Linked DNA regions of Homo sapiens: all the other regions are linked to region 1. The links are chromatin contacts, found by Hi-C in ENCODE. All regions are on one chromosome and are shown on one strand. The core of a region is the stretch at or near the end of the contact, and the rest is flanking DNA. Distances in the headings are between cores, read along the strand shown. Region 1 holds the start of LINC00092 (long intergenic non-protein coding RNA 92). Region 2 holds the start of CDC14B (cell division cycle 14B). Region 3 overlaps PTCH1 (patched 1).

Region 1 (3,552 bases), core at 503-3,002:
GTAATCCCAGCTACTCGGGAGGCTGAGGCAGGAGAATCTCTTGAACCCGGGAGGCAGAGGTTGCAGTGAACCAAGATCGCGCCACTGCACTCCAGCCTGAGTGACAGAGTGATACTCCGTTAAAAAAAAAAATCTTGTGAACTCACTGTCACGAGAGCAGCGTTCAGGAAACCACCTCCATGATTCAATTACCTCCACCTGGTCCCGCCCATGACACGTGGGGATTATTAAAATTCAAGGTGAGATTTGGGTGGGGAAACAGAGCCAAACCATATCAGGGGGCCAGGCCTTCAGCAGGTGGATAAGATGGGAGGAGTTCTGAAATACACACCCGGGATGCTCCAGAGGCCAAATCATAGGGCAGGTCATCCCAAGGACAGCAGTTAATTCACTGACATGCCAGCAAAGGGCAAACCGAATCGGCCCCGCGGAGCCCAGGTAGGGGCGCCGCTCACCTCCTAAAATGCCCTCAAAGACCCCTTAGGGCACAGCCATATGCTGAGACATGTTGGGGTGGACAAGCAGGTCTCAAGAAGCTTAGAATGTCCCCTAGGTGGACGCTAAGGGACAAGGCCCACCGAGGAAGGCAGCTGCAGATGATGGAATGCCCTCCCAATGGCGGGAACAAGCAAGGCTTCCGCAGCTCAAAAGGAGAAACATGCTTTGCGCTGGAGTCCTCAGAAAAGGCCACTTCCAAACTGTGGGGATGGGGAGTGGACGGGCCTAAGAGAATGGGAAGGCAGAACACCCCTTCTCCAGTCTCCCTTGGCCGTTAAAACCCCAGAGCAGCAGCAACGTGGGCTGTTTGGTGCGGAGGTTCCTGGTTTGGGTTGGCCAGGCGTAGAGTGCTTCCGACAATTCACCCACCCTCCAAGACGCGCGGGCCGGGGAGCGGGGAGAGGGCGGAGGGAACGGCGCACCGGGCCCCGTCGGACTGTTGGACCAAAAGTCCTCAGTGTCGGGGGCTCGCAGCGCCGCCGCGGCGAACCCAGCTAGGGGGCACCGCCTGCGCCGGGCACAGGGAGGCCGTTCGGCTTTCCCCCTCGCGCCCATTACTCTCAGGCGTCCCGGGGAACCCCGCGGGCCAAGTGTCGGGCTGCGTCCGGGCAGAGGCGGCTTCGCCTGGTGTCAGCGCGTTTCCGAAGGGCACCCGCGGCGGGGCCCACAACTCGAGCTGGGAGCCGCCCCAAGCAACCCGTTCCTCCGAATCAGGCTGCTTTTCTCTGTAAAGAAAAGAGAAAGCAAGCGATTAACTGATGGCTTGGCCGGCTGGAAACGGGAAAGCGAGTTCTCCAGGAGCCGCACACCTCGGGGAAGCCCAGTCCCTCCCGGGCAGGGAGCGAGGGGCGGTCCTGGGGGCTGCTTCCCGCGGGGAGAGAAGGGAGGGCGGCGCAGCCCTCTGCGGGGTCCGCCCCTCGGTTCTCCGGACCCCCGCGGCCTGGGGGACACGGGGCAAATTCTCGGATAGCGACGGGCAGGAAGGGGACCCGGGCTGGCGATGGGCCGAGTGCCTCCTTTGCTCTCACCCCCGCGCGAAGACGAGGCCAGTGGGCGGGTGGCGTGGGGCGAGGCCTCCGCAGGCCGCCGGGGGCCCAGGCACCTGGAGCCGGGAGGGTCCGCTCCCTTCCCCGCCCTGGATGGCGGCCTATGGGAAAGCAGTCTCCACTGGATCCCGCGCGCGTCGCGCCGAGGTCGTGGGAAACCGAGGGCGGGAGGGCGGGAGGGCGGAGGCGCCGGCAGGGTCGGCGGGACTGGGGCTCGGACGGAGGACAGGGGCGAGGAGGAGGCAGGAAGGACGCCGGGTACTGCGGGGCGCCTAGGGGGTTCCGAGCGCAGCGGCTGCGGGGCCGACCCGCCCAGGATGGAATCAGGGCCCCGGCGCCCCCACGCCGCTCCTCCAGGCCGAACCCCTGCGGCCCCAATCCCCCGGCCTCACGCCCACCCCGCAGGTCGGCCCTGCAGCTGCCTTCCCTTCCTCCACCTCCCTCCCGCCTCCGAAGCCGGCGCCCCCGGCCAAGTGGCCGCTCTCAACCTGTTACCAAGTCCTAGAGAGAATTTCTCCAAAATATTTCCTGGATCCCCCTGCCAAGGGCCCTGTCCCGCCCTTCCAGCTCCCAACTGGATGCCTGCAGACCTCTCCCCGGGTTCCGAGGCTCTGGCCTCCTCCCTCCCTAATCCATTTTCCACACCGCTTCCCCGGGAGCCCGTTAAAATACACCGGGACCGCGGCGGGTGCAAGCCTCCTGTATCTCCACATAGCAGGCTAAGGGGAATTGGGTAGGGAATAAAGGCTGCAGGGGACATCGGCTGGCAGGTATGAAGCCCGTATTGTGTGTCGTTTGTTAAACACTTCCAGTGGATTTTCTCGTTTAATCTGCCCAACAACGCTTCTGGGCCGGTATTCGTATTGTTTTATAGAGGGAGAAACTGAGGCACAGAGGGGCACTCGGCTTGTAAGCAACGGAGTAATTCAGAGCCCGTCAGCCCCACGCCGAGTTTATTCACCCTGGCAGGGGCTTCCGCGGGAGCCATGACCCTTCCTAACTGGGGTGGAAGGACCCGCAGCGCCAGCCGGGTCCGGGCCAGACGGCAGCGAGTGTCTGTTAATAGGGATGCTGAATGGGTCAGGCAGTGGGGCACAGGTTCAGTGTGATCTGGAATGCCTGCGAGGCCCCCTTGCTCATCCACCTGCCTTTAATGGATGGGTGGTCTGAGTTTCTGGAGATGGGCAAGATGGAGCAGTCTCCACACTTGGCTCTTCAGCCCCGGCGCCCCCCACAGCCGCCTCTGCTTTCCTGGAGATACCGCAGGCTCCTAACCTCAGGCCGGCTTGTGCTGCTCCACCCTCTCCCTCCCCCACAGACACAGGCCACTTAGCGCGCTCTCCCGTCCCTCACCCCTGCCAACAGCAGCCACTTCTGGCCACTTCCTTTACATGTGAATGAGTCCAGGTCTGGGCTGCCTTTGTCCGGGGAGGCCGGTGGGATTTCCATCAATAATTGTTGGTTGGTGAGTCAGGGGTCAGCAGTGGTCTCCTTTCCAGGACCCAGAAATGACACCACAAGGGTAACTGGCCACTATTTCCTGCCTAGGAACTAGCAGCATCCCACCCCCACCACTCCATGGCCTAGATAAGACAGGCCAAGACCCCAGAGACAACAGGACTCTGGAACAGGGAAGGGATTTATGATTAGCATAGGCTCTAGTTAAATTCCTTTTTTTATTTCTGTGCATTGACCTATTATGTAATATGCTTTTTTCTTCCTGGAATACAGATCCTACCAGTGGTTTTATTCCTTTTTTATATAATGTTTAATTCATCTGTCTCTGTAAATCCATCACATGAAATTGAAAGGGTCTCAAAGAGCAGACTGTTTCCCCCCTAACTCTTCCACTATTCAACCCAGGGGCAAGCACTGTCATCCCTCACTGCTACCAGCTTCTGGTCAGTCTTTCTGGCCACACGTATGTAGACATGCTTCATTCTTTTAACTGTGTTTTTGATGTTTTCTATATTAACACCAAAAAAAAGTACACTAAGAAATCAGTGCT
Region 2 (3,552 bases), core at 623-3,122, 600 kb after region 1:
GGCTTCACCTCCCGCACACCCCCCGCAGCTACCGGCCGGGGACTGGTACTCAGGGCAACCCCTTCCTATGCCCGCTCTGGTTCCCAAGGGCCATCCACCAAAGCCGAGAAACCCGCTCTGCTCTCAGCTTCATTTCAAAACGAACTTAGTTTCCAGATTGTCCATGAACCTAGAATATTATTTCTCCTAAACGTCTGTGTTTGTCTAAACACTTCCACTTAATGTTCTCGCCACTCCAGCTTACCTGGTTTATCAAAGGCTAGGGGCTGGAAACAGTTTTTAATAACGCCACGCACCGAGGTTGACACATTCCCCGCCACTGAAAACAGACTGCCAATTCCCTCAAAATCGTGGACAGCTCTGCTGTTTACACAGCGTTGCCACATACATCATCACATTTAATGCCTTCACACGCGTCACTGTCAATCCCAGCAAACCTAACAGCTGCCAAATTGGATTTATGAGTCTCCAAGAACAGTCGAATCAGCACTAACAGAACAGCTATCGAAGGGCTGCTTGGCTACCTGCTCTGGCTGGCTGGGATTTCTCAAAAGTGACAACCCGGACATTCGTCTTGCCGGCTGGCTCGAATGCCACCAACGTGACACCTTCCTTCTCGAGGCCCCGGCGGGGAGCGGACCCCGGGAGGCGGAGGCGTTCGGGGGGCGCGCTAGGGGGCAGGGCGCGGGAGGCCCAGGAGAGGGGCTCGGGCTTACGCGCCGGACGGGCAACGCGGCGCCCAGGGTCCCAAGGCTACGGAGCAGCGGGGGTTTGGCCAACGCCAAAAAGGGGCAGCTCCCGTGCCAGGCGCGTTCAGCGCGCTCGGGGAATCCTCAGGGGCTGATTCAGAGGTTGTGACTCGCGCGAGGGCCAACCGGGCTCGCAATCCCTGAAGGCGGAATCCACAGGAACTCAGAAGCAGCCCGCGGGGAGGAGCTGCAGGTTCGAGGCGCCGGGCTGACGCCCGCAACTTAGAAAGGTGACCCTCGGTCCATCTTGCTGGTGGAGGAGGGTGCACAAGCTAAAGTTAAAGCTCGCAGCCCACGCAGCTAGAAACTCGGGGCGGGGGGCGCTCCTCAGGAGCCAGGCTCCTAAAGGGGGTGTGGCGGCCGGGGCGTTTAAGGGGGTGGGGGCGAAGGCATTTCGGCCCGGCCCCGGAGGCCCCGGGCAGCCCGGTGGGAGGTGGGCCAGGGCCCCGCGCCGGGTGCGGCCGTCCGGGGCCCTCCGCGCGCCCACTGGCCGGCTCACCGGTGATGTCCAGGTACACGTCGTCCTGGGGGTCCCGGCGGCGCGGGTCTTGCTGCGTGGAGCTGCGGATCTTCTTCACACCCGGCGAGGTCGACGAGCAGCGCCGCGAGCAGGGGGGCGCGGCGGCCCAGCTCGACCGCCGCTCGCTTTTCCGCTTCATGGAGGCGGCCGCGGCCCGTCAGGGGGCCACGACCATGGCCCCGCGCGCCCGCGCGCCCGCCGAGGCTCCCGCCAGCCCCGCGCGGGCGCTCGGGGCGGCGGGCGCAGAGCGGCGCTGCGGGGACGGCGGGCGCCGGCAGAGCCCGGCGGGAGGCGGTCGCGCAGGAGCCGGAGGAGGAGCCCGGCCCACAGCGCCTGCCCCGCTGCCTCCCGCGGCCGCCGCAGGACCGGCGCCGCAGCCCTCGCTACAGCGCCTCCTGCCGCGGCCGGCGCCCCCAGCCCGCCCCCAGGTGCCCGCAGCCGGCTGGCGCGGCCGAGGCGACGGGGCTGCAGCTGGCGGCCGGAGCTGCCCGGGGTAACCGTGCGTGCCCACCGCGGCCGCGGCCGCTGCTGCGTAGGCGCCGGGGCACAGCAGGACGCGGCTCGTGGGGACCCCAGGAGGGCTGTTCCGTGGCGCTTCATTCACAAAAAAGGGCCCACAACCCTCCTCGGGGCCCGCAGACTGAGGCCTTTCATTGGCCAATGCGGCGTGACGTCACGGAGACGGGGCCTTTCTACAGGCAGGTACTCGGTGACGCCATAAAGAAAACTCTGAGGGCTTCCGCCAATCAGAGATAAAGTGTGCTAGCGACCTTCGCCAGCCCCCCAACTTTTGTTTCTTCTGTGTCCTCCAGGTGCCAGCACCCCAGATCCCAACTTTCTTTAGTGAGTCACCAAACATTTACACAGCCCCACCCTAGTAACTTAACTCCAGGTCTTTGGCATATATATATCTTAAAGTATTTCTTGAATTTCCTTGTAATTCGCGCCAAGAGAAAGGGACTTTTGCCATGGCTGCCAGCTTGGAAGAGGATGGCCTGATTACATTACCTGCAGCTATATAGATTTAAAGTAGAGTTGATTTCAGAACTTAAGTAAAACTATTTAAACAACTACGCTCTATTTATCGACCTATGCCCAGCATTCAAACAGGCCAAGCAAGGGCTTCTTAAGGACCCGATGAAACTTCCGTGGAACCACAATATACCGTGGTTGTTTGCACCTCAGAGTTTCTCATCTCGGAATCCAGCGCCCACATTAATTCAGTAAGTTTATACACTCATTGCTGTGTATACTGAGGTGTCGACAGGTCCGATTATATCATGAAGTATTGAAGCAAGGGGCAAGTTTTGTCCTTAAACTTCTTTATCTGGCACACTGTAGGGTCATATCCTCTTCTTTTTCTACTGGATTAAAATAATGCCCTATCTTCCTGGAACTTAACCAAAAACTGTCATTTTGGAGGGCCTTTAAACAAACGTCCATGGTAGCATCTAAAAGGGTGAGAAGATTGGAGGGCAGTGTTAAGATTTCACGGCCCCAAATTTTACAACATCTGCAAGCTGTCCCTATTTTTCACCAGCACTTGAACGTTTTATCCTGCAGTTCCGCAGTTAACTGCCAGCCTGGGGAAAAGAAAGATGAATTTGAGTCAGTCCCCTTGGAAGCCTCTCAGAAATGCAAATTTTCATAGAGCACCTCAGGAAGGGGCTCTTTGACTTCTATTGTTGTGGGCTTTTACCTTAAGCACGGCTAAATAAGGAAGTAGGGGGGCTGTGTCTGAAGCTAGAGATCAGCAACTCTGTAAGCACTTTTTCTTAAGGTTGGTTCTCCTGTTCACTCTTCCTCTGTTTCCCCTAAGGAAATCAGTGAAGGCCTTAAATTTAAAATGATCTACATGTCTGTCTGTAGGGGCAGCAAAGAAGCTAGAGACGTGGGAGGCTGTGCGGCGCTGCGCAAGTAAGTTTTAGAGAGCAGAAACGGTAGGGTCACAGTCCTTTGTTTTGACCTGGAGGAGGAGGAGGAGACCTTTCAGACCGGCCTAGGGGCTCAGCATTGGAAAGCCACCCAGTTTCCCAGACTACCAGGGATTTTAAATGAGTGGGTCTTGTTTTGAATAGATATTACAGGAGAGTGGTCCGTGTGGCTCCCTGGAAGTACAGAGAAACTACCTCCATGACATTATGATCTTTTGAGAGTAATTTGTTTAAATGTCAGGAGGCAGAGGTTGCAGTGAGCCGAGATCGTGCCATTGCACTCCAGCCTGGGTGACAGAGCTAGACTCCGTCTCAGAAAAAAAAAAAAAAAAGTGTCATAAATACAGAT
Region 3 (3,552 bases), core at 1-2,500, 560 kb before region 1:
ATGAACAGCAGCAGCCAGTGGCGGAGGCCGATGTACTGCTCCCAGAAGAGGAAGGGGTAGCCGTTGGGGTAACTGGACAGCCCCAGGCTCGTATAGTTGCTGCAGATGGTCCTTACTTTTTCAATTGCCTCCACAAAGTCTGAGGTGTCCCGCAAGCCGTTGAGGTAGAAAGGGAACTGGGCATACTCGATGGGCTCTGCTGCCGGGACTGGACAGAGAAGGGCACAGGTTAGGAGCAGCCCAGGGTAGAAGAGCATCACAGTTTCAATGGAAAGAGAGAAGAACTTTGCATGAAAGCTTACTGACTGCTCTTCTACATGATACAAAGAACAAACAATGCTGATCATAGCCTCCAGGCCTTTACGATCTTCCCATTTGGTTTAAAAATGTTTAACTCTGTGATGTGTGTATTTTTTAAGATTTGATTTTAATCTTCCAGCAGTCATTCTTTGTGAGGGGTCTAAAAACTCCAGGCTTACATTTTGGGAACATTTTTTTGTTCCCTTGACACATATGAAAATACCAAGTTCACACAGTTTTATTCAATCACTTGCAAGAGCAAAAGAACTCAAGAGTCATGCTTTCCTGAGAAAAATGCTTAACTTATCCTTTTAGTGCCTGAACAAACTTCAACCTTGTATGCTTCTTTTCTAATGCAATGCTAAGTCTTCAGCAACAGGGGAAGAAATCCTTACACAACAAGCATTTAGTTACTGCCGTTGTGTGTTCCAGACCCTCTGGGGTCATTCAGTTGACTTGCTAAACATGATTTGCCCTATTATAATCTCAACTATAAATTTTCATTAAGACAAGCCTTGGCTGCCTGCCACAGGGCTCTGGGCAGCACTGGATCCGGGGAAGCACTACTCGCTGAGTCTCCAGCCATGTTTGCAAGGGGACCCGTCTTCTTTCTCACATCCTCCCTTGGCCCGGTATCCAAAGCATACGCTACTAATATCTCCACCAGAAATGCAAATGAAATCCACACAGAACCACCTTTCAAACTCTGGGCTGAGAGGTGAAAGGAAGAGGACGCTGTTGTATACAGACTTTTCTGCTCCGGTTTAAACAGCTTTGACACAGTGCAGGTGCTTGGTGGCTTATAGGAATGACCCAATGTGCCAAAAATCCCTTCAACACCAGAGTTGACAAAGTTAAGATAAACATATAATCCCCAGCGATAAAACTCTGCAATAGTAAAATAACACTTAACCTGGAGGCGTCCCCGGTGTTCACAGGGAACAGCTGGCACGTGAGAGCAACGCCTAATGAACGTCTTAGCATTAAAGCTACGAATGGAGACGAGACACTGATTTCCCAATGTGATAGAGTGCGGGGGTTGTATCCCATTACACATCCTCGTCTCCCAGAGTTTTAAACGAGAAGAAATAGATTGTTCTGTTTACACTTCTGAACCCTGGGTAGCGTCAACGGATGAAGGCTGTTGCTGAGTTTGGAGAACCAGGGAAGGCACCTCTGTAAGTTCCCAGACCTCCCGATAAAACGCTACTTACTTCTCAGCCTTGTTTCAGGCATGTAGTCGGCTTTGTCGTGGACCCATTCTGGTCGGTGTGGCCGGATGTTGGCCTGGGAGGCAGCATACGCGACGGGGTCGTTGCTGACCCAAGCCGTCAGGTAGATGTAGAAAGCGCTGGGATTAATGATGCCATCTGCATCCACCAGACGCTGTTTAGTCAACTACAAAAACGGGAAGAACAGAGGCCTTTGAGAATGGGGTTGGGGGTAAACACACTTCTGCCTTGAGAGCACAGAAGCTGAGCTTCGCACAGCATTACAACAAAGAATAGAATGCCTACTGTTGAAAGTGTCGAAAATCCCATCAGAACACCTTTGATTTCTTTCAATGTGCACTTATCGGAGGATGCAATCACTGGCGTGTTTATAACAAACACAGTTCTGCAGATGGCCCAGGAATTGGCTGAACCAATTAAATCTGAATGCTAAAAGACCGTCTGCAGCCAAGGCAGAGAATGAACAATCTGGAGAAACATATTTATAGGAGGGGAAGGGGGAGAAACCTGGCAAGAATCCCCATGCACGTCTGTGTGCAGTTAACCTCTGTTGTTAACACTGAAGGAAATGCCACCCAGTAAATGGAGGAGAGCTATAAAAATAAAACAACATCTGTATAAATTTTGCTAACACTAGCCTCCTATGACCTGTGGATTCAAAAAATGCCCAGCGCCAGAAAGTGCAAGGGACGAGTGCACACCCTCAAGCCTCGCCAGGTGATCTTATTCCCGGAGGTCGTAGTACTCCGCACGCCGCGTCCTCTGCGTGGCCAAATGTGCTCCCTCGGCAGGAGGGCTTGTGGGCTTTGCTGAGGTGGGGAACTCTGTGGGACTCAGTATGTGTTTGTACGTTTTATATACATAGAAAAATTCCGTTTCCTGTTTATTTTAGATTCAGGCCTCATTCCTCGCTTTGGGTCTTTTTTAAACAAAATGAAAAACACCAGTGACAGCGGCTCCTAGAGAAGGAGTGAAGGAAGAAGGAGCAGGGAGAGAGTGAGAGAACTGGATTTCGGGGATCTGGATTCAATTAATCCACAGGATATGTAACAACTGCATGTCCTCAACACATCCCTGGAATCAAACAGCGCAGCCCGTGGCCTCTGTGCATGCAGCACGCCTTTCTCCCTCCCGGGAGGAGGAAATGGTATCTGGGGGTCTGGCCCAATCCCATTTGTCCCACAGTATCCCTGGTCCCTCGCCCAGCCCTGCTGCCTGGGCACTTTCCTGGTGTCTCTGAGGCAGACTCCTCTGCCTGCATCCTTGGGAAACGTGATGGTCTGCTGCCTGCTGCTGTGAGCTCAGAGTTTCACACTCCATAACAACTCTGAACAATGTACTTTGTAAATCTGTCACCTTGAATGCCAGCAAAAAAGGGGAGACAATAAACATAGCTGCTGAGAAGATCATTAGCATGACGGTTTTCTGCCTGAAGGTGAAGCAAGCAAGCTACAAAGAGCCAAGGGAAGAGGCTCCGAGGAAGCTGAGGTAGCCCGGGCCCCGTGCAATTGGAGGAGTCCAAAACACACTCCTGAACACACCTGCAGAACCAAAAGGGGTATGCTGGAATCCAAATGGCAGCAAGAAGATGCAAACACAAGTGGAGAATATGATTCCCAAACAGAAACGGTTATTACTGCAGGAGTGAGCAGAATGGCGCAGCCACTCTGATTCCAAGGGTGCACATTTCCGTTTGCTTCACTCATCACAGAGCGATCTGTCTACTCCTGGGGCCAGGGCCACCCAAAGATCTCAAATGTAACAAATCTTCCCATCCTTCTGTCACCTCTCCAATCTCCTAACCCACCCACCTACCCCAAATTCTGCTCATCCAAATGACTGCTACCCAAGAAATCCATCTTTCCAAGCTTGAATACCATCAAGACCAACAAGGTACCGAGTCCTAGAACTGAAAGAATCACACGCCGCTGCATTTCTAACATTGGAAAGAGCCTGCACTCTCTTGGCTGCACTTTATTCTGACAATTGTTCTGGTGGTAGGAACACGCCTGTCCCATTT

Evidence for each region. A loop is a pair of places that touch in the nucleus more often than their neighbours do. Pooled maps may share reads with other maps.
Region 2: a loop to region 1 is called in a map of CD4-positive, alpha-beta memory T cell, with 6 times the contacts of the local background. The contact joins the promoter of CDC14B here to the promoter of LINC00092 in region 1. A Hi-C loop is called at or near these places in 1 of 168 maps with a recorded cell type or tissue (CD4-positive, alpha-beta memory T cell).
Region 3: a loop to region 1 is called in a pooled map, with 3 times the contacts of the local background. The contact joins the enhancer-like site here to the promoter of LINC00092 in region 1. A Hi-C loop is called at or near these places in 7 of 50 pooled maps.

Annotation. Positions count from the first base shown.
Region 1 is chr9:96,020,059-96,023,610 of GRCh38, forward strand. LINC00092 (long intergenic non-protein coding RNA 92) reads right to left here and starts at 1,753. Exons shown (of 2, transcript NR_024129.2): 1 at 1,527-1,753; 2 at 1-1,223. It overlaps LOC105376159 (a long non-coding RNA gene), which reads right to left. Exons shown (of 2, transcript NR_188619.1): 2 at 3,202-3,552. It also overlaps a transcript of ERCC6L2 not described here. RefSeq lists a silencer at 933-982 and enhancers at 1,193-1,242, 2,675-3,175.
Region 2 is chr9:96,617,971-96,621,522 of GRCh38, forward strand. CDC14B (cell division cycle 14B) reads right to left here and starts at 1,873. Exons shown (of 14, transcript NM_033331.4): 1 at 1,249-1,873. The coding sequence starts at 1,408. RefSeq lists an enhancer at 1,024-1,524.
Region 3 is chr9:95,458,086-95,461,637 of GRCh38, forward strand. PTCH1 (patched 1) reads right to left here. Exons shown (of 24, transcript NM_000264.5): 17 at 1,515-1,698; 18 at 1-208. Among named protein-coding and RNA genes, the nearest start is that of PTCH1, 49 kb to the right of the region's middle. Within about 2 kb of position 1,251, at least 4 of the 41 ENCODE cell types and tissues checked have a DNase peak (open chromatin) inside an H3K27ac peak, as active enhancers do.